Linked DNA regions of Homo sapiens: all the other regions are linked to region 1. A link is a loop called in an ENCODE intact Hi-C map of the cell type or tissue named here. Cell type or tissue: PC-3. All regions are shown on one strand.

Evidence for each region. A loop is a pair of places that touch in the nucleus more often than their neighbours do. Peaks named below come from ENCODE experiments on the same cell type or tissue, not always from the same donor. Only the 100,000 strongest peaks of a DNase experiment are listed, where the experiment ranks them.
Region 2: a loop joins it to region 1, with 4 times the contacts of the local background. A loop is called at or near these places in 2 of 110 quality-filtered maps.
Region 3: it touches region 1 in a loop (4-fold over the local background); 2 of 110 quality-filtered maps call a loop at or near these places.

Annotation. Positions count from the first base shown.
Region 1 is chr4:187,474,830-187,482,829 of GRCh38, reverse strand. The region is part of intron 1 of LOC339975 (a long non-coding RNA gene); the gene reads left to right. Among named protein-coding and RNA genes, the nearest start is that of LINC02515, 70 kb to the right of the region's middle. In PC-3, no CTCF peak of the experiment used is centred here; DNase peaks (open chromatin) are centred at 1,869, 2,229 and 3,829; H3K4me3 peaks cover 2,137 bases; H3K27ac peaks cover 4,825 bases.
Region 2 is chr4:187,218,568-187,226,567 of GRCh38, reverse strand. It overlaps LOC107986335 (a long non-coding RNA gene), which reads left to right. Exons shown (of 2, transcript XR_007058508.1): 2 at 1-2,587. Among named protein-coding and RNA genes, the nearest start is that of LINC02374, 21 kb to the right of the region's middle. In PC-3, no CTCF peak of the experiment used is centred here; no DNase peak of the experiment used is centred here.
Region 3 is chr4:187,598,510-187,606,509 of GRCh38, reverse strand. The region is part of intron 2 of LINC02492 (long intergenic non-protein coding RNA 2492); the gene reads left to right. The region is part of intron 1 of LOC105377604 (a long non-coding RNA gene); the gene reads left to right. Among named protein-coding and RNA genes, the nearest start is that of LINC02492, 70 kb to the left of the region's middle. RefSeq lists an enhancer at 3,277-4,476. In PC-3, no CTCF peak of the experiment used is centred here; a DNase peak (open chromatin) is centred at 4,039; H3K4me3 peaks cover 575 bases; H3K27ac peaks cover 867 bases.

The DNA.
Region 1 (8,000 bases):
CTTTGAGTTTTGTTCTTCCTTTTTTCTTCTTCTAGAGAATACTGATAAAGTAGTCCAAAAAATAACTTGAAACCTACAAAAATTAATGTTCTGGTACATATCCTAGCATATAAAGTAATAATTATTTTGATGGGACTAACATGTGAAAAGAAATAAACATACATTGTTATGTATTCAGAAAAATGCCCATGTTCATCTTCTATTAAAAATGCTATCTTTAAAAAAGAAAATAAAAGATGCCTCATTAGTCTTTATTTTTTTGAGTACTTACTCTGGCCCACATCTCTATTATTTGCATGTTTTTCATTGCCTCAGTTAAGTTTTATGCCATCCTTTAGGCATATTAAAAGTAAAACGGAGGCCCGGCATGGTGGCTCACGCCACGCCTGTAATCTCGGCACTTTTGGAGGCCGAGGAGGGTGGAACAACTGAGATCAGGAGTTCAAGACCAGTTTGGCTGACATGGTGAAATCCTGTCTCTACTAAAAATACAAAAAAATTAGCTGAGCATGGTGGCGGGTGCCTGTAATCCCAGCTACTTGGGAGGCCGAGGCAGGAGAATCGCTTGAACTCAGGAAGTGGAGGTTGCAATGAGCCGTGACTTCACCACTGCACTCCAGCCTGGGCAACAAGAGTGAAACTCCGTCTCAAAAAAAAAAAAAAAAAAAAAAAAAAAGAAAAGAAAAAAAAAAAAGTAAACAGCACACAAGAACATTTTGGAGAATTTATTTGAGCAAACAGCAATTAATGAATCAGGAAGCTCCAAACCACAACTGGGTTAGGATGAGCACAGAATAAAGGAAAAAAAATTGATTGTTTGCAGTTATACAGTTTTCCTTATGTGGTCTATTTTATTGGAAAGTCCCTGCTTCTATAATTATAAGTTAGTTGGCTGCTTCATATTGATTGGGCTTGAATTCCGTTTTTATTTAATATAGGCGTTTACAAGAAATAGCTCAAGTTAACTTTCACTTCTGTTTGCCGATCAAGCAGGGTTAGGGTCACTGATGAGGCCTCACTGGCTATGTCTGCTCAAGGGTTGTTCAGGCCTAGCCTCCATATTAATTTGCCTTAATAGGCAGGACTTTTCTTTTGAGGGAAGAGGCTTTTGGAGGAAAGGGTCCACTGAAGACGTAACCATGACAGGGGCATGTGATTTTCCAGACAGAGAAAGTGAGGAAAGAGTCTCAATGCAGCAGATTAAGGAAACTGAAACAAAGATTTTCCAAATGGAAAAGCAGAGATTTGAACGGAGCACTCTCTGGTGCCGAAGCCTTGTTGTCTCCACCAAGAACATCTTCATTGCTTGAGGAAGTGTTGTGCATATTCACCTTTACTTGTTCAATGCTAGTATAGCACCTGGTAGTTTCTCAATGCGTCCTGTGAATTTTACCTTTCAATTTTTTAATTAAAAAAATTTTTTTTTATGTATTTTTTGAGACGGAGTCTCGCTCTGTCGCCCAGGCTGGAGTGCGGTGGCGCGATCTCGGCTCTCTGCAAGCTCTGCCTCCCGGGTTCACGCCATTCTCCTGCCTCAGCCTCCCGAGTAGCTGAGACTACAGGCGCCGACCACGACGCCCGGCTAATTTTTTGTATTTTTAGTAGAGACGAGGTTTCACCGTGTTAGCCAGGATGGTCTTAGCCAGGATGGTCTCGATTTCCTGACCTCGTGATCCACCCACCTTGGCCTCCCAATTTTACCTTTTAAACATATATCCTTTACTCTCTCTGCTCCTTTTAAAACCCACTTCCGATGCATTAGGTCATTACCTCATGTGGACAGTTGAAATAATCTGCAGAGTAGTTTTCCTGCCTCGTATTGTTACTTTCAGTCTATCCACTGTATGATTCATTCCCTGCTTCCTTCTCGACAATATTTCCGCAGATTACCACCCAAGCTTCACAACTGACCCATGAGGCTACTTAGTGTTGCCTGAACAGCCAATGCAAATTCTATGCTAATACTTCTCCATGACAATATCACTTTCTCTCTTTGCTGAAATGACCTTGTGTACACGAAAAAATACCTGACTTATCTTTTGAGACTCATTTCAAGGTTTCCTCCATGGCATTGTTTTGAATCTACCCAGAATCTGCAGCTCTGTTCTTTTTGCTAGTGTTCGGTCTTGTGTAAACACTGTTACAGCGGATGTTACAGTGTGTCCTAAAGGTCTGGACTTAGGTCTGTTTTCCCTACTAAGCTGGAAATTGCTGGAGGCAGGGACATCTTGGCATTGTATCCTTAGAACACATGCACTTGAGCTCAATAAATGTTATTAAGTGAATCATTTGTTGAACAAATGAATGGGTAATCTACTCTTGAGCAACAAGGTACTCACAAGTGCCAAAAAGACACTATTCTCTTATTAGAGGTTATAATCTGTGACAAAGAAGCTTTAGACAGTGCATGAATTCACAGAACCCGTCTCTTGGCATGCTGAGGATAGCAATGTGACACCAAGTGTCTTGGGAAATTTTGAGCAGGGTGACATACTAGCCTCTAGTACCACCTAGAAATGCATGCAGTTTACAACCACATTGTCTAAAATCAGCATCAAAACCCCAAGCATGAATATTGCTCAGTGGAATGGTATGGTTAGGTCAAAAATAAACGAAGTTTGCAAGGAAAAAAATCTAAAAATAATGGCCTGAAAAGTGATAACTCTTCTCTGTAAGATGTAATTGTTTCTGAAGGAATTGCTTACCTGAGTAATGTTATAATTAGCTCATCACAGTTAGGGAGAGCATTAGGGCCCCTTAATTCTAGCATCCCACCTAAGGCAGGACTTCCGGAGAGATGCCAGTCCAGATTCTACCTGAACACTTCCAGAAATGGGAGTCTCATCACTGGAGAGGGAAGCATCTCCTTATTCTGGAGGCAGCTCATTTAATTTTGGATTATTCAGGCTGAGATGAAATCTGCCTTCAATCCGTTGGCCCTGGTCGTTTTTCCAGAGCTACGCAGAACACATCAACTTGTTTTTCCGTGTGAAAACTTTTCATGTATTTGAAGACAGCTATCATTTCTGCCAAAAGCTTCTTTTCCATTAGATTAGAAACACTTCATTTCATGCAATAATTTCTTATGTGATATTCGTTTAAAGCCTTCAGCTCTCTCTGGCCATATTCCAAAGCACACACTTCAATATGTAACCAAATGTGGACACAATACTGCAAGTGTACCTAAGCATTGCAGACATGTCTCATCTTATGTGTATAATATACTTCTTTATCAAAATAAGATGTTTTTACTATATTCAATGAATAAATGGATCGAAATATTCTTAGCTAGGAATTGTTCTTGGATACAAAGGTAAGACAGTCTTTACTTCAAGAAGCCTACAACCTAACAAAATAAAAATACTCTCTCAATAAATTGTGATATTGTCTCAGCACTGTAATTGAGGTAGAGCAAGATATGATCACCAAGTAACTGACATATTAGGTTTTTACACAATGGAAGATCTCTGCTTATTTCAGACAACTTGATATTCATTAAGGATTCATTCCAGACCTGTGCCATTCGAAAATCTAAATGCTGCACCCTCTCCATATCTTTCCTAATTTCATGATGTTGATTTTGTTATAATTCCAGCATAGCAAGGTCTTTTAAACCTTTGTTCTGTCATCAGATATGTTCGTTTTCGATTCTTAGCTTTGTGTCTCCTCTGAGAGCCACAGGGAAGCTGGCTGCACTGTACATGAGCAAAATAGTTTGCGTTCAGCTTTCCCAGCAGAAATATGTGTTGGGGAATTTGGCTAATGGGAAGTGGTAAGGCATATATTTAGAAAAGACAGTTTATTTTACCCAAGACAAATATAGACCCTTGGAATTCTATCCACCATGACTCACAGACAGTGCAGAGTTTCAGCCCCGAAGGGCTGTGTGCTGTTGGCTGTTGGCACACAGTGAAGCCGGGGCCTGAGAAACAGAGAAAAGCACAGAAATGGCTGATGTTTTCAGGCCAGCTTTTGACACCAGACGCCAGATTGCAAGTTGAAACGTTCCCTTATCTCCAGCCCTGCAAGGTAGCTTATAATGTTCTTAAAATAATTAAGCTTCCTTTACGTCGTCTCTGCTTGAATTGCATTTAGCACCTTGCTGGAGAGGCCTTTCCTGACCACCCTGTATAAACAGTCCCAGCCCTGCCTCTGTGCTTGCTCTATCCTTGCCCTGCCCTGTTTCCCATGGCTCTTACCGCTGTGAGACTTACTACGTATTTCCTACTCGTAGACTGTTAGACTCCCTCCATCCCCATGTCCACATGCAGCAGAACATAAGCTCCGCAAAAGCATGGGCTTGGGTTTCCTGACTGTGAACAGGGCCTGGCACTAGCACGTGCTCCATTGGCACGTGCTCAATAAATATTTGTTGAATAAATGAATGAATCTGAAGTAAAATGACGGTAAATTATTGACGTACTTAGCTGGTAGAAGATTTAAAAAAATGACTATGGAAACAACCGAGAATGTCATGTTTATTTGATCGTTCCTAGAAAGATACGATTAATTATACAAAGAATTTTGAGCTTCTCTAAATAAAAGAGCGGTCTGTGTACTTTCAGTGTGTGCTGGTGTTATTTAGCATGTGAAGAAAAGAGCTTATGAAATAGTAATCATAGCTTCCCATTACCAGATACCGAGTAATGGAGTGGTGGCTTAGCATACCTTTTCCCATTGAGCATAGATTTTATTGTATATCTTATTTAGACAAAAGGGAGCTCAGAGGGCATCAGCCATTTACCAGTGGCCCACAGCTCAAAAGGGCCAGAGTCTAACTCCTCTCACCTTGCAACACTTACTAACAAGCAATAAGCAAAGAAACACATGTATCTTCCTTTTATGAAATGTCCCCGGGACACTCACCACCCTTGCTGGGGAATTTTATATCCAGGTGAGGCTTTCGTGCTACCTGCAGCTGATCAGAGTCCTGTACTTGGTATCACCACATAATCACGATGGCTCTGCCTACAAAAGTGACTACCAAAGTGACACCTGCATATTTTCTACTCCTTGCTTTGCTTTCAAATCGCATTTGCCAAGAAAATCAGGTAAAGCAATGTTTTTGAAGCAGTCAGCATTCTTTACATCTGAAAGAAGTTATGTTTCTTTCTCCCCCATTCATCACTCCCTCAACATAAGATTTTACAATCCAAATGAGAGAGCTGTATCAAGAAAAGGTTGCACTTCTCTCTTGCTGACAATTTTGTTAGGTAAGATAAACGACAGAGCTTGCTCTTCAGACCCTATCTGAATTCTAAAACTCTCGCAGAAGTAATTTTTGCCCAGGAGTTAACAGGAGGAAGTAAGGGGATTGCCCGTAAAGCAGATACATACTGGGAAGGAACAGCAAGCAGAAAAGTGCAGCCACAAAGGCCTTGTGCAGAGATGCTCTTACAGTTTCACCCACACAAAGTCGCCTATTGTAAGCCACGACTTTGGAGAGCTGAGCTTTGGGGAACAATTTGAGATCCTCTGGGTCTTGCACCTCTAGTGCATGCCATGGTTATTGATCCCACTGTCATACACTTGGCTGAAATGTACACGGTCTGCACCTGAATTTAGGCCATATGCCTCCTATTTGGGAAACTCCCCTTCCCTGTTCAAGCATCATGTTTTGCCTTTCAGCAGCACTTACACACAGAGATAAAATGGGTGAGAAGAAAGTAGGAAAAATTCAACACTCAGCAAAGACCACTCGAAGGTGCAATTCCTAACACACTTTCTGCAGCTTTGACCTTGGAGGTCTCTTTCCTATCAACGGTTCTGTGAAGGATGAGTCGGCTCTCAGGGCAGTTCCTGTGCCTCTTTCATCTCTTTCAGCAGACTTAAAAGTATCTGATTTAGGAAGTCTTAGGATTCCTCCCAAAAGGCATCTCAGGTTCTGATCTTAGTTATGACAAAGAAGAGATATAGGTTACTCTCCAACAAGAGTCCTAGTCAGGGTTAATGCACTTGAAGCGTTTATAACAAGAGATGTTGAACTTACATATAGATAAGAGAATAAAAAACAGCAACAAAGGACTTTACAGGACTTCACCCTCACGTCTCAGACCAGTTTGGAGGCATCACACTTAGGAACAGGGTGGTTACCACTGCAAACTCATCAGTTTCTCCTTGTGTAAAAGCAGAAGGCATAGGAAAAGGTGTGCAGAAATCCTGCCTCCTAAAGGGCATTGCCATCTCAAAGGCTGTGTAATGGGCCACAGTCTTGCCTCAGGACCCCACAGCCTGGATCAATGAGCAGAATTGTGCCAGAGCACCCAGTTTCTCCCATGCAAGGTCAGTGGGAGAACATGTAGTCATAGGCACCTTTCTCCAAATACTATTCTCCTCCCTTTGCTGCAAGATTAATAATGATAATAACACATTTAGTGAAGAGACCACTTAAACATAGTAACTTTCAACCTCTTTATTCATAAAATAAAAACATTATTAAGTACCTATTGTATGTGGGAGGTTGCATGAACTTCTAGGAGAGGAACAAATGTAAAATTAACAGTTCCTTCTCACTTAAAAGCCCTAATTTGTGTGTGTGGTGGTGGCAGGGAGATGGGGGGAAGGCAGACGTAGAAACCAGAGTTGCCAGAATGATCTCTTATCCAATCATGTCATAGCCCATCTATACCTCTGAAAGTCCTCCCTGCACCCTCAATTTCCCCTGTGACAAGTCAAGCTCTTTGTCCTGGCAAGTGAGATCATCTATAGTCCATCTGGTCCTGCTGCCTCCCCACTTCACCTCCCCTTTCTCCTGCCTGGCATCCAGCACTCCCACACCAGCAGGCTGCCCAAACTTTCTGCAGCATTTCACAGTGTTTTTCATCTCTGTTACCCCTTTCATCTAGAATGCCCTCCTCATTTATCTTGACTACCTATGTGGTTTTTTTTTGTTTTTTTTTTGATGGAGTCTCGCTCTGTCACCCAGGCTGTAGTGCAATGGTGCGATCTTGGCTCACTGCAACTTCCACCTCCTGGGTTCAAGCAATTCTCCTGCCTCAGCCTACTGAGTAGCTGGGATTACAGGCGCCTGCCACCACGCCTGGCTAATTTTTGTATATTTAGTAGAGACGGGGTTTCATTATGTTGGCCGGGATGGTCTTGATCTCCTGACCTCGTGATCCGCCCACCTCGGCCTCCCAAAGTGCTGGGATTACAGGCATGAGCCACCGGGCCCGGCCTTCTATGTGTTTTTTAAAGACTCAACTATAGCCTCCTTCTAGAAGCCGTCTCTGAGTTTCCTACATAGTCTTGAGCACTTATTCTTCAAAACTCCCACTGAACTGTTACTTCTATGAGGGTTTAAAAGAAACCTATTGCAAGTGACTGTCTTTATGTTAGAGTGTGTGCCTCTTGAGGATGGACAGAGTCTATTGCCTCTGTTTTCTTAGCATGGGTCCCAGTGTCTCTTATCCCATATGCCTTAAAAATGTTAAGCAGATTACTAAATGAAAAAAAAAAAAAGAGAAGATGATAGAGAATATTTAACAAAGCACAGAAAAGGAATGCTAAACAGGAATGCAGGGGCAGGTGTTCAATGCCATTGGAAGAAGGGTGAGTGTATAATGTGTTGGTTGAAGCCTGAGTTGGAGAAGTGGACCTCAGCAGAGCCTTGAAGAATGGGTTGGATTCAGGAGGAGAGGAAAAGGTTTTCAGAATGAAGATGTAACTTGAAGGAAAGCAGAGTTGTCTGAAACATGCAACTGAATAAAGGCCTGCAAAATAGAAAGAGCTGTGTGAGATTATTTATGGAGAGCTAAGACTACGGTGAAAGGACCGTGGTCTTTACTTAGAAAGCTACAGGGAGCCATTGACAGTTTCTGAGGGAGAAAACTTCATAGTATAATGCTTGTTTTAGGAAGACCATTATTGCAGCATTGTGAAGGATGGTTTAAAAGTCAGTGTTTTAGAAAGCCAGGGAAGAAAGTATTTCAAAAAGAATGTTGCCACTGTGAAGTTGGATGAGAACTGAGAACAGGTCTCTTGTTGGCATAGGTAAGGTA
Region 2 (8,000 bases), 260 kb after region 1:
CCATTTGTTTATTTTGTTTTTGTTACCAGAATTAAAATCAGGATCCAAAGAGATATTGACATTCTCATGTCTGTTGCAGCGCTATTAATAACCAAGATGTAGAAACAACTAAAGGTCCATCCACAAATGAATAGATAGAGAAAATGTGGTGCACACATACAATGGAATGCTAGTCAGCCTTTACAAAGGAGTAAATTCTGCAATATGTCACAACATGAATGAACTTTGAGGACGTTATGTTAAATGGAATAAGCCAGTCACAGAAAGATGAATACTGCAGGGTTCCAATTACATGAGGTATCTCGAACAGTCAAATTTATAGGATCAAACAGTGGAATGGTGGTTGTCAGGGCAGGGGAAAGGGAAAATAGAGTTACCAATCAGTTAAGCAAGATGAATAAGCTTCAGAGATCAGCTACACAACACTGTCTTTATAATCAACAATAATATGCTATACACTTAAAATTTGTTAACAGGGTAGAACTTATTTATGTTATGTGTTCTTACCACAAGAAAATAAAACTTTTTTTTTCTTTTGAGATGGAGTCTCACTCAGTCGCCCAGGCTGGAGTGCAGTGGTGCAATCTTGGCTCACTGCAACCTCTACCTCCCAGGTTCAAGCGATTCTCACGCCTCAGCCTCCCAAGTAGCTGGTACTACAGGCAGGTACCACCACACCTAGCTAATTTTTTGCATTTTTAGTAGAGGTGGGGTTTCACCGTGTTAGCCAGGATGGTCTCAATCTCCTGACCTTGTGATCCACCAACCTCGGCCTCCCAAAGTGCTGGGATTACAGGCGTAAGCCACTGTGCCCAGCCAAAACTTTTTAGAAAGTATGAAAAATCACACTTTTGTAAAGTGCGGGAAAATCTTTTGTTAAGAAAATATGGCTAAGGGGATAAATGATGTTTGCAATTGTGTACAATGCTCTAGGAGTTGAAGTTTGCGAAGAAACCAATTTTTTCAAATAAGCATTTAATTTATTCATTCAATAATTCTAATTATGTACCTGGCCGTGTTTTAAGTATTAGATGCAGGAATGAAATGACAGATTAAGTATCTTTATTGCATCATGTATTTAAAAGGTGGGAGACAGAAAATAAAGATGTAAACAAATACATATGGCCATTTCTCATGTTAGTAATTGCTATGATGTGATTAAAGCTCAGTAGTTGGATAGAGTGTTTCTAAAGGAGGAGTGGTCAGGAAAGGCTTCTATGAGGACCGAGTGAAGAGAAGCAGAGAGTCAAGTGCAAACCGAGGGGAGATTATTCCAGGTACAGAAATGAGTAAGTGCAAAGGCACAGTGAGCTCAGCAGGTCCTCGGGACAGGAACCGGGAAGAAGTGATGGGGGCAGACAGAGGCACAAAGCAGGCCAAGGTCTGGCAGATGGCACAGGGAATGTTTTTATTCTAACTTCACAAAGAAGTCGTTAGAAGGTAAAAACCTTTCTCCACTCTAAGTGGAGGGTGAAGCTCTAATCTGCTTTTAAAGATCAGGGAAGTTGCTGTTGAAAAGATTTAGTGGGCTCTATTAGTAACACAAAGTCTAGGCTTGATACTCTGAGATTCCGAAACAGATATCCAGTTGTGTAAGAGTTATGATGAATAAGAGAGAAACTTATTTATGTTACATTTTAAAAATTCACACCAAAATAAAAGACAACTTAGAAAACACGGATAGTAGACTTAACAGGAACTCCAATTAATGAATATTTAAATAGCCAATGAATATATTAAAATATGCTGCTAATATAAATATGCTGACTAATGTCATTGGTCAACAAGGGAATGCCCATTAAAAATCACAGTCAATTCCACTTCGTCCCTACCAGAACTGCTAAAAGCAAACTAATCCACAGCAGTAAAAATCCTCTTTAAGTATGTGGAGCAACTAGAACTGTCACAGACTGCTGGTGGGGCTGAAGCCGCTCGAGAAGTCTGCTTGGTACTATCTGCCAAAGGGGTGCTGGGCTGGCTGACCAGCTTGCGAGATGCACCACTGGTTGCTTGAAATTGGCAAAGGTGAAAAGATTTGCACCTCAGAAATTGGCAAGTGCTGTAAATCAGAGTGCTTTTTCTTCTTTTTTCTCAGACTCTGGTTGTTAAACACCATCAGCATCCAGCATCCTCATACTCCTAGCTGGGTCATCTATGATCCAGGCATTTCTATCTTTGGTAAAGTATGGAATATTCATAAAATGGAATATCATACAGCAATGAGAATAAAGTAATAACAGGCAGCATCATGGCTGGGTCTCAGAAACGTAATGCTGGGGCACAATAAGCCAGAAATGAAGGGCTTATAATTGTGTGAAGTTCAAAGTTAGCCTAAACAAACCTGTAGTTTAGGCTAACCACAGAAGTGTGGTATTATAAATCGGAATAGGTGAAATGCTCCCTGGGGAGATGGTAGTGACTGGTAGGAGGGATGAGTTCTGACAGTGCTGTCTTCCTGGATATGTGTGCTGGTTGCATAGGTGTGCTCAATTCGTAAAAATTTACAAAACTGTGCTCTTAGGCTTTGGACAGTTTTTCTATGTATGTATGTTACACTTTAATAAAACAGTAAATATTCGCCAATCAATAGATAGTAAATTTTATTCATTCAGAAGAGAGTAATTTAAAGAAATTCAAGTAACGCATGTCTAGAAAATGGTCACCTGTATATTTTTACAGGTAGAGGAACTAATTTTCTTTAAAATCTCTTGGAGAGATATTTAACAATTTCATATGATTGATGTGGAAAAAATAATTTATATTTCATCCTTAAATATTGGTTATTTTTAAATGTTCTTTAACTTGGGTAATAAAACTTACATTATATTTGATTGTACTTAGATGAGCCTAGAAAAGGAAAACTCCTAGAGCTCTAGTTTTCGCATTTAGTGTGTATAAGAATCAACTGGAGAATTTGTTATAAATTCATACATCTGCAGCTCCACCACGGAAACAAATCCAATAGGTTGGTCATAACCTCGGAATCAACTCTGAAATCATCACCTCACATGACCTAAAGCAAGCGAATGCATGGAGAATAGCTGTGAAAAACTGATCTAGGTGCTAAAAACCTACCCCCGGGGCTAAGACAGATAGATGATGAGATAGATAAATAGATAGATCAATAGATCAATAGATAGATCTGGTGGATAATTTCCAGTGGATAATGGTCCCAGTTAAGACAGTATAGAGTCACTGTACAGATTTAGTTCATACTTAGAATCTTAAATATTTAGATAATAATGAAAAATGATCAATTCTCAGACTTTAAAAATGGTGCGTTTAAATGTCTACACAATTGAAATTATCCCATCATAAAAAGAATTATTAAAATAATATATTGCCATGTAAATTTGGAAAGATATGTTATGATGGAAGCAAAAATAAAACAATTACCAGAATATTAGTAGATACAAATGGAGATGTGTACATTGTTAGGGATATACATTTTGGGTTAAATAACTCATTTTCAGCTGGCAAAATACTCCCTTAAAAATGGTAAATTACAGCTAGAGACACAAGGAGTTTTTGCAACTTTGGTGGGGCGATCTGTTCCCTCAGTTTACTTTTGCTATATGACTGCTTTCTTAAGGCACCATGGAGCTGTAGGCAATTCTGTTTAAATAAAGCCTGGGTTGGTAGGGGAACAAGTGCAATACTAAGAACACACATCATCAAAGGAAAAATAGCCAATGAATATTTATATATATTAAAATTAAAATAATTTCTATAAATGATAGTGAGGACACACATAAATGACAAGATATATAACAATATAACTGATAAAAGCTTGATCTCACACACGTGCATACAAGTATACAAAGTTACAGGCCTTCTCCTGCTGAGCAAATGATCATTATAAATTAAAAGCTCACCTATAAGGAAATAGAAATCATAAGCCATATGCTGAAAAAAAATGTACAGAAACAAAAATAAAAACAATTTTGTTTTTATTACATTTTGCAATTAAAACTTCAAAAATAAATTTCAGTAACGCACAATGCTGCCTAAGCCTACAGCACTATGAACTGGCTCATTTCAACTTCAGAGCAACCTGGTCAAGTGCAACATCGTTGGTCAGAATCAGACTACATGGATAATATTATAATAATATAATATTTATAATAAAATCCTATATATAATTGTCAATTCTGTTAGTAGATGGAAGCATAAATATTACCATGAATTGCAAAAGTCAAAATAAAAATGTATGTTTCAACACATTAAAAGTATAAAATACACAAACATGAATACTAGCAAAAATTAAAATAGAAATTTATAGGATGCAAATACCTTTTCTTTTCATGTGCACAAGTATTTTGTTTTTCTACAAAGTTTCATAAGTATCTAATGCAATAGATAATTAAAATTCCCTGACACACTCTTTATCAATAGAAGAGACTTAACGTTATGCGGGGAAGGGTTATCTTTACTTGCTGGTGTTGAGGAGCCCAGAATCAGCTCCCCATCACCTTCGTGTATCCATTTCCCTGTGGATGGCAATTGCTCAGAGTAATATTGACCTCTTGTCTTCCTGAGATCCCAATCTAAAATCTAGGGGAATAAGATCATAAGACACATTTCAGCATTTCCTTAATGAAGGATTTTTCATTAATCATGACAATTGTTATTAAAACAACTAATGACACTGAACATGGAAAACTGTCCACTATGGCCCAGATTTGGGGTAACACCCGGCTAACTTCTCTGGATGCTGTCCCCTTGCCTCGGCCATACCTAACTCACCTCCCCACTTAGCTGTTGGTTATTCTTAAGTTCTAAAGGATGGGATGCAGGCTATACTCTAACAAATAAAACTATTTGTTCCTGGTTGGGCTTCTGCCCTCAAATCCTATCTGGTCACCAAATGTTGGTTGAACTGGTTGACTGTGAAAGCCTCAAGCATTCTACTTGTCCTTTCTGTTAAGGCCTAAACCAGAACTGAAGAGACCAGGCCCTTGCATCACAGTACCTGATCCCAATCTGACTTTTCTAAATTCTCTGCTAAGAAAAGGGGCCTCAAAAGCAAACGAAAGGGGAAAAGAATGAATCATTTCAGACATACTTTTTGAATAATTTCATCGCCGAAGACCCGGCACCTCCTGGAGGCGGGGCTAAAATGGAGCACTGTGCAGTAAACTTGCAAGCTATGTTGTCAGCAGGTCAGGATTCTCCCTGCAGCTGGATTCGTTGGCAAAATATAGTCAACATTTGTCAGTCTGAAAATTATTTTCCAATAATTGTATAATAATATCTAGTGAGTAGTCTAGCAGCATCTCTAAGTTTTTTTTCCTAAGTATTTTATCTTCACCGTTTTTTTTTTTCTTTTTTGAGACAGAGTCTCACTCTGTCACCCAGGCTGCAGTTCCGTGGCGTCATCTCGGCTCACTGCAACTTCCGCCTCCCGGGTTCAAGCAATTCTCCTGCCTCAGCCTCCCGAGTAGCTGGGATTACAGACGCCCACCACCATGCCCGGCTACTTTTTTGTATTTTTAGTAGAGATGGGTTTCACCATGTTGGCCAGGCTGGTCTTGAACTCCTGACCTCAAGTGATCCGCCTGCCTTGGCCTCCCAAACTGCTGGGATACCAGGCGTGAGCCACCACACCTGGCCCATCCTTTTCTTGAACACAACAATTTTAAAGAGACTCTCACAGTGTCTTAACATACTTCAATTTATTAAGACATTTCTATTCTTAAATAGGAGAGGAAGGTAAAAATCAATTTGTGGAATATCTGATTGGGGACTGCATTAAGAGGAAAACTTTAAAATTCTTGTGCAAATAACATTTGCATAAAATTTTTAAAAATATTGTCACTTTTTTCAGACCATTATATTGTTCAGCTGCATAGTTTTTGTTACAACATAAAAATTAGTCAAAGCGGAGAGAAAGCTTAGAACTTGGAATGTAAGTTATGACTTTGTACTGAGAGTTTCTAAGAGAAATTAATTATGTCTCTCTTAATAGAGGGATAATAAGTCTACAGAAGATAGAGAGAAAGGGCTGTAAAATTTTTGATACTTGAGTAAGGTACCTTAATTCCCAAATGAGGAGCCAGTGACAAGTGCCATAAAATCATGGATAACCCAGTAATGATTTGGTGTGAGCTGGCTTTACTCAAGAAGGAGCAAATCAACATGAATAATAATTGAAGATTAGGGGAAATGTATTTAATCACACTTAACATAAAAAAAAATTTTGATCTAAATTATATATTATTCATTTAAATGTGCATTATTTAAATGTACTGGATAGTGATTCTAGTAGACACTAAATATAGTTCTTTCAAGTTTTTTTGTGTCTTAAAAGAGCAGAAAAAGGACATTGGTTTAAATCTCTCAGTTAATCATGCTTTTAGGAGGTCTGGATGTTAATATGAGAATAGCCCAGCTATATCCTTACACTTGGTAGAAAAATATGGAAATTTGAACTATAATTCCCAAAAGATTTAAAAAAGTCCTTGAGATGTAGCCAGCAAAGTACACAAAGATATTTTTTAATGGTCACTAATTTTGTAATTCAATAAAGCACACATTATATCCTCATAACATAAAAGTACTTTACTGATGACATAAGCCATCTTTTTCAAGAAGTTATCTAAGATTCTTAATATCCCTTCTTTACAATATATATTTCATCTTCAGATTTTTTTTCTAAACAAAGTGCAGTGTATCTTAGAGTCTACAGAAAACACACTGGTATACAGTTTTCAAATCTGCACAAGAAACTGCAGGCAAACTAAAGTTCTAAGCTAATGAAATGCCTAGATACAGTCATTTGTTAAACTTTCAAAACAAAAATGCAAAAACAAATCGTAGCTATGCTTCAAAGCAATTAAATTACAAATGTTGTCCTGTTAATTTGTAGGAGTTTTTTGGGAATGTGGAGGTAGTTGGGTAGAAAAATTATTATTAGAACATTTGCTTTTGTTAACAGTATTTCTCTTTTATTCTGTTATATAGTGGATGATATACACAGTGGCAAAACAAAAGTAAATTGCTTAAAATATGTAATGAAAAATGTCACTATATCTTCCCATTTAACATTGTTTTTGTATATTGGGTGTAGATTTCTGACATCAAAACTTGGATCCTTAGAAAACAAAAGTTTTAATTAAAAAAATCCTTATGACTTACAATTTGCACAATAGTTCTTTTGTTGTACTTTATATCTTATTTACAATAAAGAATTTCCTTTGGTTAAAAAAAAAAAAGATATTTTTTAAATGTCAGTGTAAATACATCCAAACTGTCTTTATAGATTTCCAGCAAGATCCGTTTACAGTTTAAATAATAGTGTCCTTTCCAAAAATCTGTTATAACTTCTGAAGTTTGTAAATACATTTCAAAGTTGTACTGAACTGCTCACAAAGGACTAATTAATTACCGAGAACATGGTCTTTACGGCCAAGCTACTCCGCGTTCATCTCGCGGCAGCCACTTGCCACTTGGTAACTCTAGACAACTACGGGAAGCCCACAAATACTAGCCGTTGTGACGATCATCCTTTATCTTGAAAGCGGAGCTTCAGTCAGTCATATTTCACACTGTATGTCAGGGTGGATGGAGAAAGCTGACTGCATTCTTGAGCTTTTCCATCTCCGTTGTTTTCTTTACTGCGGCCAGAGATAAGTCGGAAATATGTTCCCTATGATTTTGAATTTACATTTTTAAGACTCTGTTTATTGGCCGGGCGCGGTGGCTCATGCCTGTAAACCCAGCACTTTGGGAGGCCGAGGTGGGCGGATCACTTGAGATCAGGAGTTCCAGACCAGCCTGGCCAACATGGTGAAATCCTGCCTTTACTAAAAATACAAAAATCTTAGCTGGGCATCCTGGTGCGCGCCTGTAGTCCCAGCTACTTGGGAGGCTGAGGCTCAAGAATCGCTTGAACCTGGGAGGCGGAGGTTGCAGTGAGCCGAGGTCGCGCCACTGCACTCCAGCCTGGGTGACAGAGTGAGACTGCGTCTCAGACAAACAAGACTGTTTATTATTGCCAA
Region 3 (8,000 bases), 120 kb before region 1:
CAAAGGACATGAGCAGACATTTCTTGAAAGAAGATATACACGTGGGCAACAAACATGAAAAAATGCTCAACATCATTATCATCAGAGAAATGCAAATCAAAACCTCAGTGAGATACCATATCATATCAGAGGAATGGCTATTATTAAAAGGTAAAAAAACAACAGATGCTGGTCAGGCTACGGAGAAAAGGGGACGCTTATACACTGCTGGTGGGAATGTAAATTAGCTCAGCCATTGTGGAAAGCCGTTTGAAGATTTCTCAAAAAACTTAAAACAGAATTAGCATTTGACCCAGCAAACCCATTACTGTGTGTATATCCAAAGGAAAATAGATTATTGTACCAAAAAGATATATGCACGCGTATGTTCATTGCAGCACTGTTCACGATAGCAAAGACATGAAATCAACCTAAGGTGACCATCAGTGGTGGACTGGTTAAAGCAAATGTGGTACATATACACTATGGAACACTATGCAGCCATAAAAAGGGTAAAATTATGTCCTTCACAGCAACATGGATGTAGCTGGAATCCGTAATCCTAATTGAATTAATGCAGAAACAGAAAACCAAATACATCATGTTCTCACTTACCAGTGGGAACTAAACATTAACCACATATGGACATAAACATGGGAAAAATGGAGACACTGCAGACTACTAGAGGTGGTAGGGAGAGAGCAGGCAAGGGCTGAAAAACCGCCTATTGGGTACTATGCTCACCACCTGGGTGTAATATACTCATGTAACAAATCTGCACATGTAGTCCCTGTGTCTAAAGTAAAAGTTATTTTTTTTAAATGCAAAAATAGCAGACCATACCCAGAGTGAGTAAGAATTTTGGAGATGTTCTAGCCATTGGTTCAATCCCTTAATTTTACTTCTGGCACACTGAGAGCAGAGAAGAAAGATACACCATGCACATGGTCCAAAGAGAAACAAAGCCTGCCATTAGGTAAAGCTGGAAGGACAGGTTTTTTAATCCATAACGTACCATCGTAGTAGGAAAAAGTCCAGCATGAATTGAACTCAAGTTTTATTTGTGCAGAGGAGACTGGGCATTTTAAAGCAAGAGCGAGAGAAGAGAGCATGGGTGACGGGGGATCAGTCTGGTCAGAGAAGTGGAAAATTACAAAAAGCAGGAAATCGGGGATTGGTCCGTGTGAAACCCACATTGTTTTGTTAACTGGAGCTTGTCAAGATGAGGCCCTTACCCTCCCACAGAGGCTAGGAGATGGGAGCCCTCTCTCCAGGGGTTGGCTGGAGCAAACAGTAGACTCCTTGGGCAGCCTGCAGTGTCCTCAGGCAGGCACTGAAGCCGAGCCGGGGTCGGGGTCGTCCCTGGGGATGCAGCTTTCAACTGTGAGAAACGAACTTAGTGTTTGGAGGCCACTACAAACATGTCTGTATAGACCGAGGCCAAGGCCAGGGTAAGAATGGGCTCAGAGAAGCCTGGCTAAATTTCAAAGACAGAATCTTTGTCAACATTTATTAAAGCGAATGTGCACCTTTTGAATAAGACAGTCTGTCTTTTCACTTAACAAAAAAGTTTTGAATTCTAGACATTATACTGTATGAGAACCTCAGAAATATTTTGATTCTACCCTTTAGTAATCCATAATTATAGAAAACAAATTACTCAGGCAGACATGTTAGATATAGTCTCATCGATAGTAACCCTGAAAAGAAATATTAATTTATTCTAGAGGTTCAATAATACGTTTGAATTCCAGCCTCAAAAAAAAAAAAAAAACCATTGCAAAGGAAGATCCACATCTATATGAAAGCAGTAGTAATCTGAGAGTCAAGCATTGAATTTGCAAGTCAGGCAGAGATGACTTGCCTAGTAAATTTACAGAAAAAGAAAACCATAAGTAGCAGAATTGTTGAACGTAACTTCTGAAGAAATACTGTAAACGGCAGGAACTCCTGTGAAGTGGCTGGGGATGACCAGCTCTGTCTGTTGACAGGGGCTTACCAACAGGTGTACTGGGTATACTAGGAGGTTCTTAGAGAAGCAGCAACACATATTCACATACTAATATTGTTACTCAAAATCTGTAACTTTATTTCAGATGATTTACATCTAAGTGGTAAGAAAAAATAGCTTTAGGGTGGGAGGGATGCATGTTTTATGGTTTAATAATACAATTCTAGAAGTTTCACTTGTAGATTCTACTGCAGAACTTGCCTCTGGTACCTGATTTGTCAGTGTTATATGCTATCGGTATACTGAATCTACTGAGTTTATTACCTCTATCTTACTTTATACAGAAGGAAGGAAGGGAGGAAGAGAAGAGGGTGGGAAGGAGAGAGGGATAAAGGAAGGAAGGGAGGAAGAAGAGAAGGAAGGGAGAGAAGGGTAGGGGAGGGCAGAGGAGAGGAGGGGAGGAGAGGGGAGGAGAGCAGAGGGGAGGGGAGGAGGAGAGGGGAGGGGAGGAGAGGAGAAGGGAGGGGAGGAAGGGGGGGAGAGGGGAGGGGAGGAGAGGAGAGGAGGAGAGGAGAGGGGAGGGGAGGAGAGGAGAGGGGAGGGAAGGAGAGGAGAGGGGAGGAGAGGAGAGGAGAGGAGGAGAGGAGAGGGGAGGGGAGGAGAGGAGAGGGGAGGAGAGGAGAGGAGAGGGGAGGGGAGGAGAGGAGAGGAAAGGGAAAGAAAAGCACATTCTTTTCATTCCTGAATTTGTCAGTCTTTGCCCATCAAATTAACAGGTTACAGTACTATAAATAAAATTCCTTGATTCCATCCTTGCTTTAGACTAAAGTTGTATTATCATTGATGACTCCAATAGGAACACTTTATTACTAAGAAGCAAGAATAGCGCCTCTGCTTATGATTTTGAATTAACTCATTAGATACCCACATTTGCCCCATACTATGCACTTAGACACACTGATTCTACAATCAAAATCTTTCTCTATTGCTCCGATAATAAGCTACAAAACTCTGAAAACAGTGTGATATATTTTAGGCCTCTAAGCTGAAGCGTATACATCTAAAAGCTGACATATCTAGCTGAATGATTTATACATTCACTTTTCAGACTGGCTTTATGCCCAAGCAAGAGAGGGCCTGGATATGCCCAATGCCATGTGCAAAGCACTCATTTTAAACTAGCAAGTCATTATGAAGCATGTATATTTCTATTTCTCACTGTTCCAGCACTTTGTGTGGAAGGTTACCACAAAGATAGATCACATCAGAGAGTTTTAAGAAAGTATTTGGGGCCATTTAAAGTCAATGGCACGCTGCAGAATTATATGAGTTCCTGTGGGAGCCTGCTCTTCAGCAGCGAAGTTTGTGGTTTTTGCTAATTCTGGAAATAAATGGATGGCTCCTTTGGCATTTTTAGACATTCCCATCACATGAGGCAAGAACAGTTCAAATAGGACTTAACTAACAAGAAGAATAAGGAACAGCTAATTCTCCCTTTCTCCATAATTGTCCAGGAGAAACATGCTCTTTTCTATCTTTGAATTCAACTCACTGAACTCATAAATCATCAGAGCCGTCCCTAAATTGAAGAGTAAGCAAATTTCAAATGGTTGCTTTGCCAAAATTGTTCCATGCTGAGTGTGGCATCAAGAGCTTCAAAGTTCCCCTCTTTCTCCTCAAGTATTTAGCTGTAGGCACACCAGAAGACCTTGGCATGGTTTGCTGGCAGCCATACCAATGACAGCAAGACGGTAATTTTGTGGAAGGAACTGACTCTGTAACAGAAGAGCACACACATTGTTTAGTCCAAAAGGGAGCAGGTGGGAGCAGAGCACCCCAGGAAGTCTGTCTCCTTAATGGCAGGGAGTCGAGCTCCATAGTTGATAGACGCTGGTCAAGAGGCAGAAACAGGCAAAGGCAGGAAAGACGCACATGCATAGGCTAAAATCTCGCTAGGGTGTGCTGAGTGTGGGTGCGTGGCATTCTCGGAAAACAAAAGCAATACATATCTCCTCATCCCTTTTCCTTATTTGTGAGAAATCCTTACTCTGAGGAAGCAAATAGTGATGAGTTAATACTGGAAAACCGGGCAGCACACTTGGCAAATTATTATCACTTCCTTTGGTGTTCATGGTAATAACATTAATCATTAGAAATTCCTGCAGCGTGACATTATTTCCTCCTCTTTGATCTCAGAAGGAAATCTCAAGCAAACTGTCATTTGCCAAACGGACCAGTGAAGAGATTTTTTTTTTCTCTTCGTGGTTGTAAGTGATTTTAAAATGAAGACCCATTGTCAAATCTATGAAGAAAAAGTGAGGCATAGTCCAGGTTTGACTGGACTGGATTAAACCTAGATTCATGCCCTAATATTAGCGAAAGCAAACCATCATTCACATTTAGGTGTCAGTTCTGTCAAACAACAGTATATTGCACACAAATAACTTAGAATGTCTTTCAGCAGCTGACACATACAATCTTTCTTTTGTTTAACCATGGTTATAACTTTGTTTAAGTGCTCATTGCATTATTTTCCATATTATATTTACTATTAAGTCCAACAATATTCCTCTTTTTTCACTCCATATAATGTGCTCATAATAATAGGAGACAAAGCTGGAGGCATTAAAACTAGTTCACAGTGTTAGACAGTTTAAAGAATGCTAGTTTGAGAGTTAAAGACTAAAGCAGGAACTTGTAAAGTGACAGTTCCATGTCATGGTCTGTTTATTCAAATTAGCTCAATTTTAAGCATAGAGAATGTTGAGGTTTAAACTATCTTATTCTTTCAAAAGTGAATGCCTTTATCTTTCTTACACAGACTTCATAAATTTCATGATACCTTCACATAGAAAATACTTAGCCCAGTTTGATTATTGTTACTTTTCTTTAACAGCCGACTGCTACTGGGTCCTATAAATGCAGAGTGAAATGTTCTTATTATCATCTGGCTGTAATGTTGACTAAAGCACTTACATTTATATCATCTTCTGTGTTGATAGCACCTGTTGTCATTGTCAACAGAGAGGTATATATTGTTTACATTGATTTGGATTTTGTTTCTTTGTTTTTCATTTGTTAAGTAGCAAATCACTGACCGTTATGTTGCTTGGACACCCGCTTTTTTTTTATTTTTAGTGTCAAAGGATTTGGCTTTAGTTTTCAGACTTTACTCTGCTTCAATAAAGCATTTAATGACTATGTAAAATATGGACTAAAATATTGTACATTCATGGAGGTTTAACCACTGGATATTTATGCCTGTATTACCCTGATACAAATATTCAGCTGTATCTGAATAGTTAAAATGTCTTTTAGAATACCACGTGGGTTAGACAGAAGTTCACTATCAATAATTTAGAATATATGTAATCTTACATGCTGCCAAGAAGGAAGTAAAAATAAGTACATAATCTTTGAGAGGTCAGGATTCATTTTTTCTGTCGTGTATTCATTCATTAAAATGATCGAATATTCAATGTTACTCTCAGTATTGAAATTGGGAGCAAATGTAGTCCTTGCTTTCATGGAGCTTATAGTCTCTGGAGGTGATAGACTTTAACTAATTAATAACACTCAGATAATACAAATATGGCTTGTCCTGTGAAGAAAAACTCGAGGGAGTAGTGAGAGTGCAATGGAGTAGATTGAAGGCAGCAAAACTCTTCTGTGAAGAGGAGCAGTTTAGGTGGGAGCTGATGATGAGATCGCCATGATTAAATGGATTAGGCTTATGTTGATCCACAGCAAGAGAAACAGTGTTCCAGGCCAAGGAGCAAATCCTCACATGCACTGCGAGGAAGAGGAACACAAAGACATGGCTGGAGAGTGGGGATACTGATAGAAACATCGACTCTGACTTTAGTTTTTAGAACAGTTTTAGGTTCATAAAAAAATTAGGAAGATGGTACAGATAGTTCCCATACACCCAAGCCAGTTCCCACTATCATTAACAGCTTATATTAGCATGGTACCTTTGCATAATTAATGAACTAATATTATAAATATCTTATGAACTGAAGCCCATAGCTTATTCAGACTTCCTTAGGTTTTTTTTGTTTTTAACTTAGTCGCACTCAGTTCCCCAGGCTGGAGTGCAGTGGCATGATCTTGGCTCACTGCAACCTCCACCTCCCAGGTTCAAGAGATTCTCCTGCCTCAGCCTCCTGAGTAACTGGGATTACAGGCATGCACCACTACACCTGGCTAATTTTTGTATTTTTAGCAGAGAAGGGGTTTCACCATGTTGGCCAGGCTGGTCTCGAACTCCTGACCTCAGGTGATCCACCAGCCTTGGCCTCCCACAGTGCTGGGATTACAGGAGTGAGCCACTGTGCCTGGCCCAGACTTCCTTAGTTTCTACCCAACATCAGCTTTAGGTTCCGGAATCCTATGGGACACCATGTTACATTTAGTGGCCGTGACTCCTCAGGCTCCTCTTGGCTGTCATAGTTTCTCAGACTTCCTGTGTTTTTGATGACCCCAACAATTTTGAGAAGTCCTCTTTTGTAGGTTGCCCTCTGTTGGAAATTTTCTGACTTTTTTTCCCCTCATGATTAGACTAGATTTGTGTCTTTTGTAGAGGAAAATCACAAAGCTAAGCCGCCATTTTCATTGCATCATATCGTGGGCAAGCACTGTCAGCATGATTTGTGACTGTTGGTTCTGACTTCGACTTGAATCACCTGGCTGAGGTCGTGTTTTCTTCCCTGTAAAGTGGCTCCTCCGCTGCCTCGCCCTGCACTTTCCAGAATCTACCCCTTGGAAGGGAGTCTGTATGTGTAGCTCACACTTAGGGATTAGGAGTTATGCTCCAATCCCTCAAGGCTGGAGTAGCTTCCTTAAAGGCAAAACAGTGGCATAAGTTATTAGAAATGATTTGGCAGGGGATTTGATTTGACTCCCCGATTTATTCATTTATTCAATCATTCTTTATATCAGTGTAGACTCGTGGATTTTTTTTTTTTTTTTTGAGACAGGGTCTTGCTCTGTTGCCAGGCTGTAGTGCAGTGGTGCTATCTGGGCTCACTGCAACTTCTGTCTCTTGGGTTCAAGCGATTCTCCTGCCTCAGCCTCCTGAGTAGCTGGGATTACAGGCACGCGCCGCCACGCCCAGCTTATTTTTGTATTTTAGTAGAAATGGGGTTTCACCATGTTGGCCAAGATGGTGTCGATCTCCTGACCTTGTAATCCACCCATCTTGGCCTTCCAAAGTGGTGGGATTACAGGTGTGAGCCACTGCACCAGGCCATGGATATTTCTTTTATAGTTTGGATTATAATCCAACACGACTTATTTTGTGGCTCAAATCGTTCCAGCTTTGGCCATTGGGAGCGCTTTCAGTTGGCTTTGTGCCCCCTTCACACACCCTCATGATGTGAGGTTTTCTGTGGGGAGGAGGGTGCACGCCCTGCTTTCTGTGACTACTGGATGCTCCAGGCTCATCCTGTATACACCTGGCCTTGGTGTTAGTATCAGCCCTCTCTACAAGAAGACTTGGTTTGTTTTATTGGAGGAGGTAGTCAATGCAAGATCTAGGTGTGTTCATTGATACGAGGGTGCCATTTGTTTTAGATCTTCTCAGCTGATAGAGCAAAGAAATAGATGTGTGTATCCTAACGCATGTATATACATACATCTATAAATATTTCCATAGGTGGCCATCTGTATCTATATTAAGCTAAATGTGAGCTTATACTGATGTCTCCAATTCAAATATGCTAACAAAGGCATCATTCTAGCCTCCTTCTCTTATCTGTAAATTCTAACCAAAAAATAACCTGGCTTTTCCAACCCACCTTCATTTATATACCTATTCATGTTTAGCTTTGTATGAGTTTGCCAAACTCTAAAGTGGCTGTATCTTTTTTGTTCCCACCAAAAATGAATGAGAGCTCCCTTTGCTCTGTATCCTCATAAGCATTGGTCACGTGAGTTGCTTATATTTCAGCCATTCGAATAGTTGTATAAAGGTGTCATATCACTGAACAGCTACATAAACGATGGTGGGTGAGAGAAGCCAGGTTCTTACAGTTAGACTGAGAATTTACAGAGAAGTAAGGGGAGGGCT